2 separate regions of the Homo sapiens genome follow, and region 2 is linked to region 1. Evidence: chromatin loops called from intact Hi-C (ENCODE). Cell type or tissue: gastrocnemius medialis. All regions are shown on one strand. Each heading gives the region's core, and the rest is flanking DNA. Links, peaks and the distances in the headings are about the cores only.

Region 1 (2,500 bases), core at 1-2,500:
CAGCCTCCCGAGTAGCTGGGATTACAGACGTCATGCCACCACACCTGGCTAATTTTTGTGTTTTTATTAGAGACAGGGTTTCACCATATTGGCCAGGCTGGTCTCGAACTCCTGACCTCAAGTGATCTGCCCGCCTCAGCCTTCCAAAGTGTTGGGATTACAGGCATGAGCCATGCGTCCAGCCACACTTAGCATAATGTTTTTAGGTTCATTCCTATTGTAGCATGTATCAGTACCTGTTATTTTTTATTGTTGAGTAATATTCCATTGTATGGGTAAACCACATTTTTTTATCTATCAATCAATCTATGGACATTTGGGTTTCTTTTTGGAAATTATGAATAATGCTGCTATATATATTTGTGTACAAGTTTTTGTGTGATCTTCATTTTTGTAACATCTCCATCAAGAGAATTAAGAATCTCTATAGCTAGATTTATTGAGTGCCTCCTGTGTGCAAGATCCTGTGTTGATCCCATGCCATATCTTGTAATCTTCACAATAGCCCAAGGCTCTCTCCACTTCCTTAAAAGCGAGGCAACTGAGGTCCCAGAGCTGTGGAGGGCTGCAGCTGGGACTGGAAGCCAGTTGTCTGTGATACCATAACATTTATCCTTAACACTGCTCCCAGAAGTTGGGCAACTGTTGGTATTACACCACTGCAGTTGTCCACACTGAATAAGTCACACTGATTAAATCTGTGTGCTGTGCCACTTCCACACATTATCTTAGTGAATCCTCACACCAACCCTGTGAGGTTGTCCTACTCTTTCTAATGTTCAGTGAGGAAAAGAGGTTCAGAGAAACTAAGTAGCTCACTTTGGTGGCATGGCCCATCGGTGTCAGAGCCTGGGGAGCCAGCATTCAGCAGTGTCTGGCAGCTGCTCCTTGAGGCCACAGCCTTCCCTCACAGACCTGGCATCCTTTAACCCTCTCTCACCTCAGGGAGAGTTTCTCATATGTTCAGAATACTATTTCAAAGGACAGCCACTACCCGCCTCACTTTGCACAATGCCTGCTTGCCTGTGTGCATGGAGACAGGTATCCAAGTATCAGGATGCCTGGACCCGGGGACTTCGTGCAGACAGGACCCCTAGTGGCCTGCTCTGGTATTACAGGATTCCCGAGGCGTGCATCCACATTAGAATTCACTTCTACACCTGGCTGCAAACCAAGACCCTTAAGCTTGGAGAGAACTTGTTCTGGGGGACGGTTCTGAGCATGGCAGGATGGAGAGGAACTTGGGGTGCTGCCTGGAAGAGGAAGGTGGCAGCAGGGGGAGGCTGGAGAAGGAGGAGGGTAACAGTAGCGGTGGAGTACCAATTGTCTCCATGTGGTTGCCTGCCCACAGCTGCTATCTTGGACGACCCCATGGAGTGCAGCAGAGGGGAGCGGCTCTCCATCACCCTGGCCAAGAACCGCATCAACCGCGCTCCTGAGAGGCTGGGCAAGGCCAAGGTCGAAGTGGACATCTTTGAGCTTCTCAGAGACAGCGAGTACGAGACTGCAGAAACCAGTACGTAGACTGGGCAGGGCTGCCTCTTCCCTTGCTGGCAGAGGATGGATGAGCAGTGGTGTGAGCTGCACCTATCAGTCACCAGGCCTCTGAGATATCTGATGTCGATATTTCCAGAGGAAGGAGAGGAACTTGAACCAGGAGGTCCTGTGAAGCTCTCAGCCTGGATGAGATTCCCAGGTTTTGTGCGAATCACGTGTGGAGTAGAATTAAGACAGGATACCCATTCATTCATTCATCCACTCATTCATTGCTTCATATATTGATTCATTCATGTTCTGGACATTTTGTCCACAAGTTCCTGAATGAAATCTCGTGTGTGATAAGAGAGACGGCCAGCCCAAGGGTATCTTAGCCACTACACATCTGACTGCTTACCTTGCTTCCTTATGCTAAGGGCGCTGTTGTGGGAGAAACTGGGACTTGGGATGGAATTTGACCACTCACTCTCTGGGTAACCTCAGATAAGTCACTAAGTCATCCTATCCTATCCAAACCTCAGTTTCTACATCTTTAAAATAGGAATACTAGGCTCTATTTTGCAAATCTTGCAGGTTGTTAGGTTGTTGTGAGGTGTTTTTTTGTTTTTGTTTTTTTTGAGACAGGGTCTTGCTCTGTTGCCCAGGCTGGAGTGCAGTTGCACAATCTCAGCTCACTGCAACCTCTGCCTCCCGCGTTCAAGTGATTCTCATGCCTCAGCCTCCCCAGTAGCTGAGATTACAGGGGTGTGCCACCATGCCCGGCTAATTTTTGTATTTTTAGGAGAGATGGGGTTTCGCCATGTTGGCCAGGTTGGTCTTGAACTCCTGACCCCAAGTGATCTGCCTACCTCAGCCTCCCAAAGTGCTGGGATTACAGGCATGAGCCACTGCGCCCAGCCTATTGTGAGATTTAAATTATTTTAAATACAGGAAAATCTGTGAATTGCAGTGTTTTACAGGCATATGTAGTAGGTCGCTCAAGTCACACATATGGAGCCCCTAC
Region 2 (11,020 bases), core at 4,254-6,753, 300 kb before region 1:
AAACAGACAGAGCTTGCCCACTGGCTTGCTTAGGTATTCTCAGGTAAGCTCTATCCTTTCCTGACCTTCTGTGTTGCTCCCAATTAGAGTGTTCTTTTATTTGCTTATTTTATTTTTGTGACAGGGTCTTGCTCTGTCACTGAGGCTAGAGTTCAGTGACACAAACACGGCTCACTGCAGACTCGACCTCCTGGGCTCAAGCCATCTTCCCACCTCAACCTCCTCAGTAGCTGGGACTGCAGGCATACGCCACCAGGCCAATCTTCCCATCTCAGCCTCCTGAAGTGTTGGGATTACAGGTGTGAGCCACTGCACCCAACTAGAGTGTAATTTTAATGTCACCCACTGAAATCTGTCCCTGGAAAATTCTTTTTCTCCTGTTCTTCTTTGAAGTATCTTTGACAGCTTACTTTAGTTTACTGTTACCTGCAGTCTGATAAAACAGTTTCATCTCTTCTTTCATCACGGTCTCACTGCCAGTTTACAACAACTTGGAGGCTTTTGTGGAAGAAAATCTGACTTTCCTGGTTCAGAGAAGACTTGCTGAGCATTGGCTGAGGAGAGACTGGAGGTCTTATCTCCACTTCAGCTCGTGTCCTGAGTGATGGCCGGTTCTGAAAGGCTTATGAAATTTGGAGACTTTGTAGAAGTTGAGTCCCCAGAATATAAGCTAACCAGATTGTATAGCAAGCAAATGCTCCACCAGAGAAACTGTTCCAGCCAGCAAGAATAAGTCCCAGATAACTTGGATGCTTTCATGCAATCAAATATTTACAAACCAACACTTCAAGTGACAGGAAAGGAGATTAGACAAAACTGTTTCTATGGCTTGCCACCTACTGAGAGTAAAAGACTCAAATCTTCTCTACTGTTTCTTTTTTTTTCTTTTGGAAATTGTCCTCTTTGGGATAAATCCTGGTTGAGTAGTCAGTGACATTTACCTGCAATACCTACAGAGCCTAATGTTTGCTTCTGGTGGGGATATTGGCATTCTAATAGGAGTGTTTGAGGAAGGTTCTGTTTCCTTCCCTCCCTTCCTTTCCCCTCCCCTCCCCTCCCTTCTCCTCTCCTCTCCTGACTGAGTCTCACTCTGTTGCCCAGGCTAGAGTGCAGTGGTACAATCTTGGCTAACTGCAACCTCTGCCTCCCAGGTTCAAGCAATTCTCCTGCCTAAGCCTCCTGAGTAGTTGGGACTACAGGCACATGCCACCATGCCCAGCTGATTTTTTATATTTTTAGTAGAGACTGGGTTTCATCATGTTGGCCAGGCTGGTCTCGAACTCCTGACCTCAAGCTATCTGCCTGCCTGGGCCCTCCCAAAGTGTTGGGATTACAGGCGTGAGCCATGGCGCCCAGCCAGTTCTGCATCTTTAAACATGCGTTATGATTAACTTACATTCTCAACTCTTTTCTCCCTCTCTCTTCAAAGATGTACTGATCTGACATGCAATTAAGGCTGGGCATACCAAGGCAGATTAAATGCAGGAATCTTTCTATCTTGGGCCAGAACAGCTTGGCGGCCGTGACTATAGAGTTGGTTGATTAATTGGTTAACTTATTCCCAGCTTTGTTTCAGAAAGCTTTGCAGCAGAGCAGGGCGTTTGAAGATGGTTTAAGGAAAAAAAGGAATCATAGGCCTTAGGGAAAAGAAGGTGGATGTTAGGCTCGTTTGCAGTATTTGTTACTTGATCCTATGATTTTTTTTCTTTCAAAATGTCTCTGATTTACCCCTTGCTCTGTTTCCACTGTAGCAGGTTATCTTGCGGCACAGCTCCATGTAACTAAAACACCTGCATAGATTGCTGCCTCCTCCGCTCTCCAGCCTGTCATGCATGACTACCCGCCAGGTTTGCTCCAAAACATTCCTTTCATTGTGCCACTTGCCTGCCCAAGAACCTGCAGTGGCTATGGTTACTACTGTATCGATTAAACTCCGCTTTGTTTCAGAGATGATCATAATTTGGCCAGCTTCATTTCCCTCTACTGTCCATCGTGAGCCCTCTTCCCCAGTAAGGCTTAGGCTCCTCCAAGTCTCCCCACCTCACATTCTAGGCCGGGACTCCACCTTTGCTTTTCCCTTAGTCTGAAATGTACTTTGGAAACTTCCAAGATGAGTATTAAAAGTAATAGCTGGCCGGGCGCGATGACTCACGCCTGTAATCCCAGCACTTTGGGAGGCCAAGGCGGGCGGATCAAGAGGTTGGGAGATGGAGACCATCCTGGCCAACAGGGTGAAACCCCGTTTCTACTAAACTACAAAAAATTAGCTGTGCGTGGTGGCAGGCGCCTGTAGTCCCAGCAACTTGGGAGGCTGAGGCAGGGGAATCACTTGGACCCGGGAGGCAGAGGTTGCAGTGAGCCGAGATCGCACCATTGCACTCCAGTCTGGCGACAGAGCAAGACTCCATCTGAAAATAAATAAATAAATAAATAAATAAATAAATAAATAAATAAATAAATAATGGCTGGCCAGACATGGTGGCTCATGCCTGTAATCCTAGCACTTTGGGAGGCTGAGGAGGGTGGATCGCTTGTCACTTGAGCCCAAGAGTTCAAGACCAGCTTGGGCAACATGGTGAAACACCATCTTACAAACAATAGAAAAATTAGCTAGGTGAGGTGATGTGCGCCTGTAGTCACAGCTACTTGGGAGGCTGAAGTGGGAGGATCACTTGAGCCCAGGAAGCGGAGGTTGCAGTGAGCCATGATCTGCACTCCAGCCCAGCAATCAAAATAAAATAAAAAATAAAAATATTAGCTACAACTTAATGAGTACAAACTATGTGTCAGGTGCTGTACACTACATACATGACTCCTGTCTTCACAAAAACCTCATAAGGTAAGTGGTTTTTCTCCATTTTTACAGAGCAGGTAACTGAAGCTAGTAGTGATTATGATGTTCCCAGTGGCACAGCTAGGATTCAAGATAAGGTCTGTCTTCCACCAAAGCTTGTCTTTTTTACCCGGCTGCAGAAATAGTTTCTGTACTTAAAGGTGTTTACAGCCTAGTAGTGACAAGTACATGAATATTAATTTTCTGCTTTTCTCCCTCCCTAAATTGCAGTTATCTACACTGGACTAAGGGGCAGAAATTCTGAGAAGTTTGCATTCCATTCAAGGTGTTTGATCTTGGGAATGACTTGAACACAACTAAACATTTAAAGAGATTAACTCAGCAGCTGAATTATGCTAAAGTAGAATAAAGCAGGCAAAGGAGAGTTGGGAGGCAGGAAGGCTAGCAGAGTGATAATATCTGAACAAGAGGCTTACATTTGGTAAAGTAGGAACAGAAAGGGGAAAAATGGTGTAGTTGAGGTAGAAATTACAGATGTTAGCATGTAAGTTAATATGTAGCATAAGGAGAGGGAGGAGTTTAAAAAACAAGACTTTCTGTGAACCAAAGAGATTGATTAACAACTGGGAAAGCATAGAGCAGAGATAGGCTTTGAGGGGAAAATCAGTGTAATTTTGGCCATGTTGAGTTTTAGGTAGCAGTGTTGTCTCAACTTACAGATGTCTAGCAAGATGTGGCAAATACAGTTCCAGAGCTAAATCAAGTTGTCATTCGTGTTGTTTCAGTTGGATTAAGGACATAATCCACAATTGTGTGCATAAAATCTGTGTCATAAAATCTCAGAATTGAAAGTACTTTAGAGTCTGTCAACTGATTGGGGAAACCAAATGTGGTATATTCATATAGGGGAATATTCTTTGCCCTTAAAAAAGGAATGAAGTACAGATAACATGCGACATAATGAATCTTGAAAACTTTATGCTAGGTGGAGAAGGCGGTCCCCAATTGTATGGCCACATATTGTATGATTCCTTTATATGAAATATGTAGAATAGGAAAACCAATAGAAAGTAGATTAGTGGTTGCCAGGGACTGGGGAGAGGGGAGGGTGTTCATGGATATTTGGTAATGAAAAGATTTGGAATTTTTTCAGGGGCGGTGGCAAAAATGTTCTGGAATTAGTGGCAATGGCTGTATGACCTTGCAAATATACTAAAAACCACGGAGTCGTACACTTTAAAATGGTGAATTTTATGGCATATGAATTATATATTTTTTAAGTGGAAGAAAAAAAGTACCTCAGAGATCACCTACTGTGTCCTCATACTGAGTGACTCAGTGCCTTTGTCCCTTCTCTACTCACACTGGAGATGGGTGAACATCTTCTGTCTTAGGGAACTTATCTTTTTGCCCAATAACCCATTCTATTTTTTTGAGACTTCTAATTGGTGTATGTGGCATAGTGGGTAGGAAGAATGGTCTCTCGACATCAGAAAGTGCTGGCTTTGCCACTTACTGACTTGCGTGACATTGGGCAAGTGAATTTCGTTAAGCGTCAGTTTCAGCATCTGCAAAAACTGAGTTAATAATAGTACCTTCCTCAGGGTTGCATTGACGAAAATGAAACAATGCACGTGGCGTGCCCAGCAGCTAGTAAATACTTTATATTCGGTCATAATTAGTCTTTTATTTCTTGCTTGCCCCTCACAATATAAAATACCTCATAAGAGGTCAGTTGCTACACTTTGGTTTGTCTGTTGTTTGTTTTTGAAACAGAGTCTCGCTCTGTCACTCAGGCTGGAGCGCAGTGGTGAGATCTCAGCTCACTGCGACCTCCACCTCCTGGGTTCAAGCAATTCTCCTGCCTCAACCTCCCAAGTAGCTGGGATTACAGGCATGCACCACCGTATCCAGCTAATTTTTGTATTTTTAGTAGAGATGGGGTTTCGCCATATTGACCAAGCTAGTCTTGAACTCCTGACCTCAAGCGATCCTCCAGCCTCAGCCTCCCAAAGTGCTGGGATTACAGGTGTGAGCCACCACAACTGGCCAGTTGCTACACTTTGTTTTTTGATTTCCTCATAGTCCAAAAAGTCTACCGCGTACAGGAACATACGGCAAGGACAGTTGGGATAAGCTGTGAAAATGTATGGTTTTTTTTTTTCTTTAAAGAATCTCAGTGGGATCTACTGATGCGTTGACATTATGCCAACTTGCCAGCAATTTCGTTTTTCCCTTCAAGATGTCTGTGAACAGTGTGGCAAAAGAGATGAGGCGCCTTGGGGTCTTAACTGCACGATGGCCGGCAAGACACCAGGGAAGCTTCATGTTTTCCCTCCACCTTCAGAGATGCAGTGATACTGAGAGTTGAGAGCAGTTTTATTTAGCATCAGGCAGCTGGGCTGACCTTTCCCAGCACCCCCATGCTCTTTGGTAACTAAAGGTAGAAAGAGAAAGACCATTTTTTAAGTATGTGAACATAAGGAGGAGTCCCTTCCTAAATTCTTGCTGTAACCTCCAACTTCTTATCCTTGTTTTGGCTAAGATTAGACAAGTATTATGAAGTGATATGACACCAAAAGGCTAGACAGGAGAGGATTTATATAGATTCAATCATCTAGAAGATTTGGCAATTTTTTACAAGCCATTTGTTTTTTGTTTCTTGGTTTTTTTTTTTTTGAGACAGAGTCTCGCTCTGTCGCCCAGGCTGGAGTGCAGTGGTGCGATTTCGGCTCCTGCAACCTCCGCCTCCCAGTTTAAAGTGATTCTCTTGCCTCAGCCTTCCGAGCAGCTGAGACTACAGGCGCCTGCCACCACCCCCGGCTGATTTTTGTATTTTTAGTAGAGGCCAGATTTCACCATATTGGCCAGGCTGGTCTCCAACTCCTGACCTCAAATGATCCACCCACCTCGGCTTCCCAAAGTACTGGAATTACAGGCGTGGGCCACAGCGCCCGGCCAAGCTACTTGTTTTATTAGGTGTCCAGTGCAGTCTTGATGTTAGCTGAAGATGTTTGGGTAATCTCTTGTATCGCTTCATAAAACAGCATAATAAACCCAATAGTAGCAGCATTCAATAGCTTTGCACCAAGGAAATGTTCCCTCCCACCTCTCATTCCCTCTGCTTCCTACTCCCCAATCCCTACCTCAAGCCACCTGCTGGGCAGCTGGAACCACAAATCACCAGCATTACTTCCAGAGGAATAAAACAGCCTACATCCCCCACCCCCCCACCCCCGTCCCCGCCTGCTTTGTTTTTAGCTGGTTTGTTTGTTTTCGGATGTCAGTAATGTGAAGTATTTCCCCTAATCAATGTTTTAACCTTCTTGTTGATATTTATTCAGCTTGGTTGAATGTACTGTGTTAAAGCATCCATGAGCTCTATGCATGGGAGAGTAAATCTGAATTTCTCTCTTTTCTCTGGAGACATCATAATATTTCCTATTATCAGAGGATTGTTTTGCTAGGATATTAATGAGCAGTTTCTCTGCTGGAGTTGTCATTGCTTCCCTCTTCCTTCAGCTCCCAAACAATTTTGAATTAACATGGAAACCAAGTTTAATTTCTTGACTCATCTCCTCTGGCTTTGAATTTCCTTTTCTGTTTCATGCTGTTGTCAATAATTTGGTGCTCCCATCTGTCCATTTCTGCTCACCATGTTATTGATAATGTGATTAACCCCCTACTCCATTGCTATTTATTTAGTGATAAATTATTTCTGATCATGTGTGCTATATTTTCTTTACTCAGATCTAAGGTATAATTAGGGAAGAGAGCTGAACAAAATAACCTTTTTTTCCCTTCTCTTACCATGGTGTTGGGTGAAACATGCTGTCCAGCAGGTCCCTGTCTTTTATAATGGAAGGAGAACGTGCTTTTATATGCAAATCCAGATGTGTGATGGTGGTTTGTTTACCTTACTTTGTGCTTAATGAGATTCTCCAGATATTGTTATGTTGAAGTACTGCTTCTATTTTTATTATCTAACATTTATTAAATGTCAACCATGTGCTCTGTTAAACAAAGAATAGCACAGTTCTGTCTGGACTCAGAGTCTAGATGCTTAGTTTCAGCCCTAGTGACTAAAACCTGTATAATGGACGGTGTATGTTATCCTGGGGAATGTTTTCCAAATATTGTATTTTAAAATGATAAACAATTGGACCCTGCCCCTGGGAGAGACACATCTGAAACAAGGCACATGTATAAAACAAGGCGCAGAATAAGAGAGAGAAAGATACAGTTGAACTTACTTTAAAAGTAAGATTGATTTTTTTTACCTTAATTTTTACTCTTGAAATTTCAAGTGATAGGTTGAATTTTCCAGCTGTTTTGATTTCACCTATGTTTTCCATTCTACAAAGAATGTTTTGATCTTTTCATCTGGCCCAAGGCAAAGCTGGTGACTTGGCTCAGTTACAAGAAAAGAGCCCGGAACCTTACGGAGCAGGAATGTAGATTTTAGCTCATTTCAGTGGCACAGCTTGGTTTGGTGAATCACTTTGTACCTCGGATTCTTTATATCAGGATGGTGGTGGGGTTGTTAAAATATAACTAGTGGAAGGGGAATATTTTGATTTCAAATCAGAAAATACAACTTAAAGGCTCATAATTTACTACTAAATAGCTATTTTCAGCCAGGCATGGTGGCTTATACATGTAATCCCAGCACTTTGGGAGGTTGAGGCAGGCAGATCACTTGAGCCTAGGAGTTTGAGACCAGACTGGGCTAGAAAGTGAGACTCTCATCTTTACAAAAAATCAAAAAATTACCTGGGTGTGGTGGCACACCCATGTGATCCAAGCTACATGGGAGGCTGAGGCAGGAGGATTGCTTAAGCCTAGGAGTTGAAGGCTGCAGTGAGCTATGATACTACCGCTGCACTCCAGCCTGGGCAGCAGAGTGAGACCCTGTCTCAAAACAAACAAATAATATTAAAAATAAATACAAATTTTCTTATCTTTGAAACGAGGATAACACAACTCAGGGTTGAAATGAGAAATATGATGATGGCTGTGAAAGCACTTTGTAAACCATGATGTGCTTTGCACATTTATCCTCAGAATGCTTACTACTCATTAGTTCAAATTTATATATAAGCTCTACGTCCAGGGCCGGGTGCAGTGGCTCACTCCTGTAATCCCAGCCTTTTGGGAGGCCGAGGCAGGTGGATCGCTTGAGGTCAGGAGTTCGAGATCAGCCAGGCCAACATGGCGAAACCCCATCCCTACTAAAAATATAAAAATTAGCTGGGTGTGGTGGCGGCTGCCTGTAATCCCAGCTACTGGGGAGGTTGAGGCAGGAGAATTGCTTGAACCCAGTAGGCAGAGGTTGCAGTGAGTCAAGATCATGCCACTGCCCTCCAGCCTGGGTGACAGAGCGAGACTCCATCTGAAAAAAAAAAAAAATAAATAATAAGATATGTATCCAAATGCATTTACTTGTGCATTCGGATTGATTATGTTGTTAATGAGTAAGGTGCAGAGGCAACAGTGTTGAGCTGAGGACTGGAATTAGTGGGGACCGCCACTAAGGGAGTGCACAGGGGAATGTTGCCTGTGTAGGTCTCACTGGAGTGAGCTGGTTCTTGGGGAATGGAACCACACCAGCAAAAATCGAGGACAGTGCCTGCCACCTAGGAGCCACGGAGTAATTGTTCACTACCTTCAACTGATGGTTGAAAACACAGTCCTGGGAGTAGCCTCCAGTATTTAATAAACCTTTTCTCCCTTCCCCCACCCACTTCTTTAGCCAACTACACCATAAAACAGACCCTTCTATCGCTACCAAAAATAAAAATCTTGTCTTTGGGGTTGGGAGAGATAAGACTTACTTGGTTATTAACTGTATAGGTATTTGTATATAGGTATTTTCAGCTGGGTCTACCTCTTCAACTTTTGTTTTTCAGTTTAATTTCTCTATTCCTCTTTCCCAGCCAAATTTTTAAGTCAACCATACACCTCAACAGGGGGCCTAATTAATTAGCATTTTAAAAGCAGTGTACTCCCTCAGAAGGGTGGAGGGGGAGGGTAGCTTGGAGTCAGTTTGTATTCAGAAGAACAAGGTATTATTGTGTGTGCTGGATTTTTTTTTTTTGAGACGGAGTCTAGCTCTGTCACCAGGCTGGAGTGCAGTGGCGCAATCTCAGCTCACTACAACCTCTGCCTCCCGGGTTCAAGTGATTCTCCTGCCTCAGCCTCCTGAGTAGCTGGGATTACAGGCACCCGCCACGACGCCCGGGTACTTTTTGTATTTTTAGTAGAGACACAGTTTCACCATGTTGGTCAGTCAGGCTGGTCTCGAACTCCTGACCTCATGTGATCTGCCCGCCTCAGCCTCCCAAAGTGCTGAGATTACAGCGTGAGCCACCGCACCCTGCCGTGTGTGCTGAAGTTTACCCAAATGCTTAATGCTGGAAAATGCTTGAAGAAAACCATCCTTCCTCTGGCAGGAGGTGCAGTCTGACATGGAAGCATAAAGCAATATATAGAGACACGTTTTCATTTTTACTCTACTTACTGTTTTCATTCCTGAAAGTATATGCATGTGTGTGTTACAAGAAGTCATTTTAAAAAACAAACATGATGTTCATCTATTCAGATTGGTTTTATTTTGGAACTGTCTTCCTCTCATGTAAATGTATCCTTTTTAAAAAAGGCCATTAATGCTATTTACCTAGTAACACTTCAGTGTGTCAATAATATTACTTTTGTCAATAGAGCACTTAAGTAATTATTGCCTTTTCTGGTATTAAGTATCTTCGCTGCATTTAAAGAAAAGCACCCATACATCTAAAGAAAAAGGTCCAAAAACATAAGGCAAGTTTTTACTTTCAACAATAAGTGTTACATTTCTCCAAAGATCCAAATTTCCTTTTAGCCTTGGGCCAAGAAGACAGACTGAGAGAATCCAAGAATTTACAGATGGAAGTTACCTCATTCAACCTCCTAATCTACTGCTGGAATACCCTCTAGGGCAGCCCTGGCAGATGGCCATCCATCTGCTTGTATACTTCCAGGGCTGGGGAGCTCATTATCTCCTGAGGCAACTCATAAATTCTTTCTTATTTGAGCTAAAAGTGGCCTCTCTGTAACTTCTTTTTTTTTGAGACAGAGTCTCGCTCTATCGGCCAGGCTGGAGTGCAGGGCACGATCTTGGCTCACTGCAACCTCTGCCTCCCGGGCTCAAGCAATTCTCCTGCCTCAGCCTCCCGAGTAGCTGGGATTACAGGTGCGTGCTACCATGCCCGGCTAATTTTTGTATTTTTAGTAAAGATGGGGTTTCACCATATTGGCCAGGCTGGTCTCGAACTCTTGATCTCAGGTAATCTACCCGCCTCGGTCTCCCAAAGTGCTGGGATTACAGGCATGAGCCACCGTGCCCGGCCGCCTCTCTGTAACTTCTATCCACTGGTCCTGGTTGTGGAGCAACGTAAGAAAGATCTTAAGTATTTGAAGATAGCTACTACATTTCCCTTTTGTCTTTTCCGAATTAAGATAACTGAATTGTTTTAAAATGAAGATTTTTGCCTGGAATCTGGAAGAACAAGATGGAAATGAGTGTATGTTAACTGTTGTTATAAAGGAAACCTTTGTTATAATTGCAGCTCACTGGTAAGGTATCTCTTCTAGTATTTCACACTTGGGCATAGCCTCCTATATAATACCCCTCTTGAAAGTAACCTATCCCTTACTGAGCTACGAAGAGTAAGAAGTCCCTCCTGGGTGAATAGAATCTTATACCTTTTGCTATTCTGAATTCCTTAAGAGAGCCCAAATTCCTAAGCATTGCTCTGAGATAAAATTTAAAGGTTTTCCTTTAGGAGGGAAAATTAAATGCATGAGTCTGTATTCTTTTTGACAGTAGAAACCATGGCCAGTTTTTCTTTCTGTACCCTATAGTGTCTAATACTATGCTGTACCTGGCAGACAGAAGCTGTACAATAAATTATTGCTCTATTGCATGATGCTGAGTTACACATATGATGAGAGATATATGTATCTATGAAGTACATATATACAGAAATATGTATACACATATAGACATATATGCACATATGTATATGCACACGCTTTTTTGCCTTTGAATGCCTTTATAATATCCCTGTGTTATTTCATAATAATTTATAGGAATATTTAATGCCAGTCTTCAGACAAAACTATACTCTAGATAAATTGCAAACCCCAGACACCTGGGGCAATATGAAAACTGCCACCTTATTTTCG

Evidence for each region. A loop is a pair of places that touch in the nucleus more often than their neighbours do. Peaks named below come from ENCODE experiments on the same cell type or tissue, not always from the same donor. Only the 100,000 strongest peaks of a DNase experiment are listed, where the experiment ranks them.
Region 2: a loop joins it to region 1, with 3 times the contacts of the local background. A loop is called at or near these places in 73 of 110 quality-filtered maps.

Annotation. Positions count from the first base shown.
Region 1 is chr11:120,801,342-120,803,841 of GRCh38, forward strand. GRIK4 (glutamate ionotropic receptor kainate type subunit 4) reads left to right here. Exons shown (of 21, transcript NM_014619.5): 4 at 1,352-1,516. Among named protein-coding and RNA genes, the nearest start is that of TBCEL, 220 kb to the right of the region's middle. In gastrocnemius medialis, for the core only: CTCF peaks have their summits at 1,098 and 1,299 (motif pointing right); no DNase peak of the experiment used is centred there.
Region 2 is chr11:120,494,919-120,505,938 of GRCh38, forward strand. No RefSeq gene overlaps it. Among named protein-coding and RNA genes, the nearest start is that of GRIK4, 11 kb to the right of the region's middle. RefSeq lists enhancers at 8,529-8,588, 8,799-8,858. In gastrocnemius medialis, for the core only: no CTCF peak of the experiment used is centred there; a DNase peak (open chromatin) is centred at 5,693.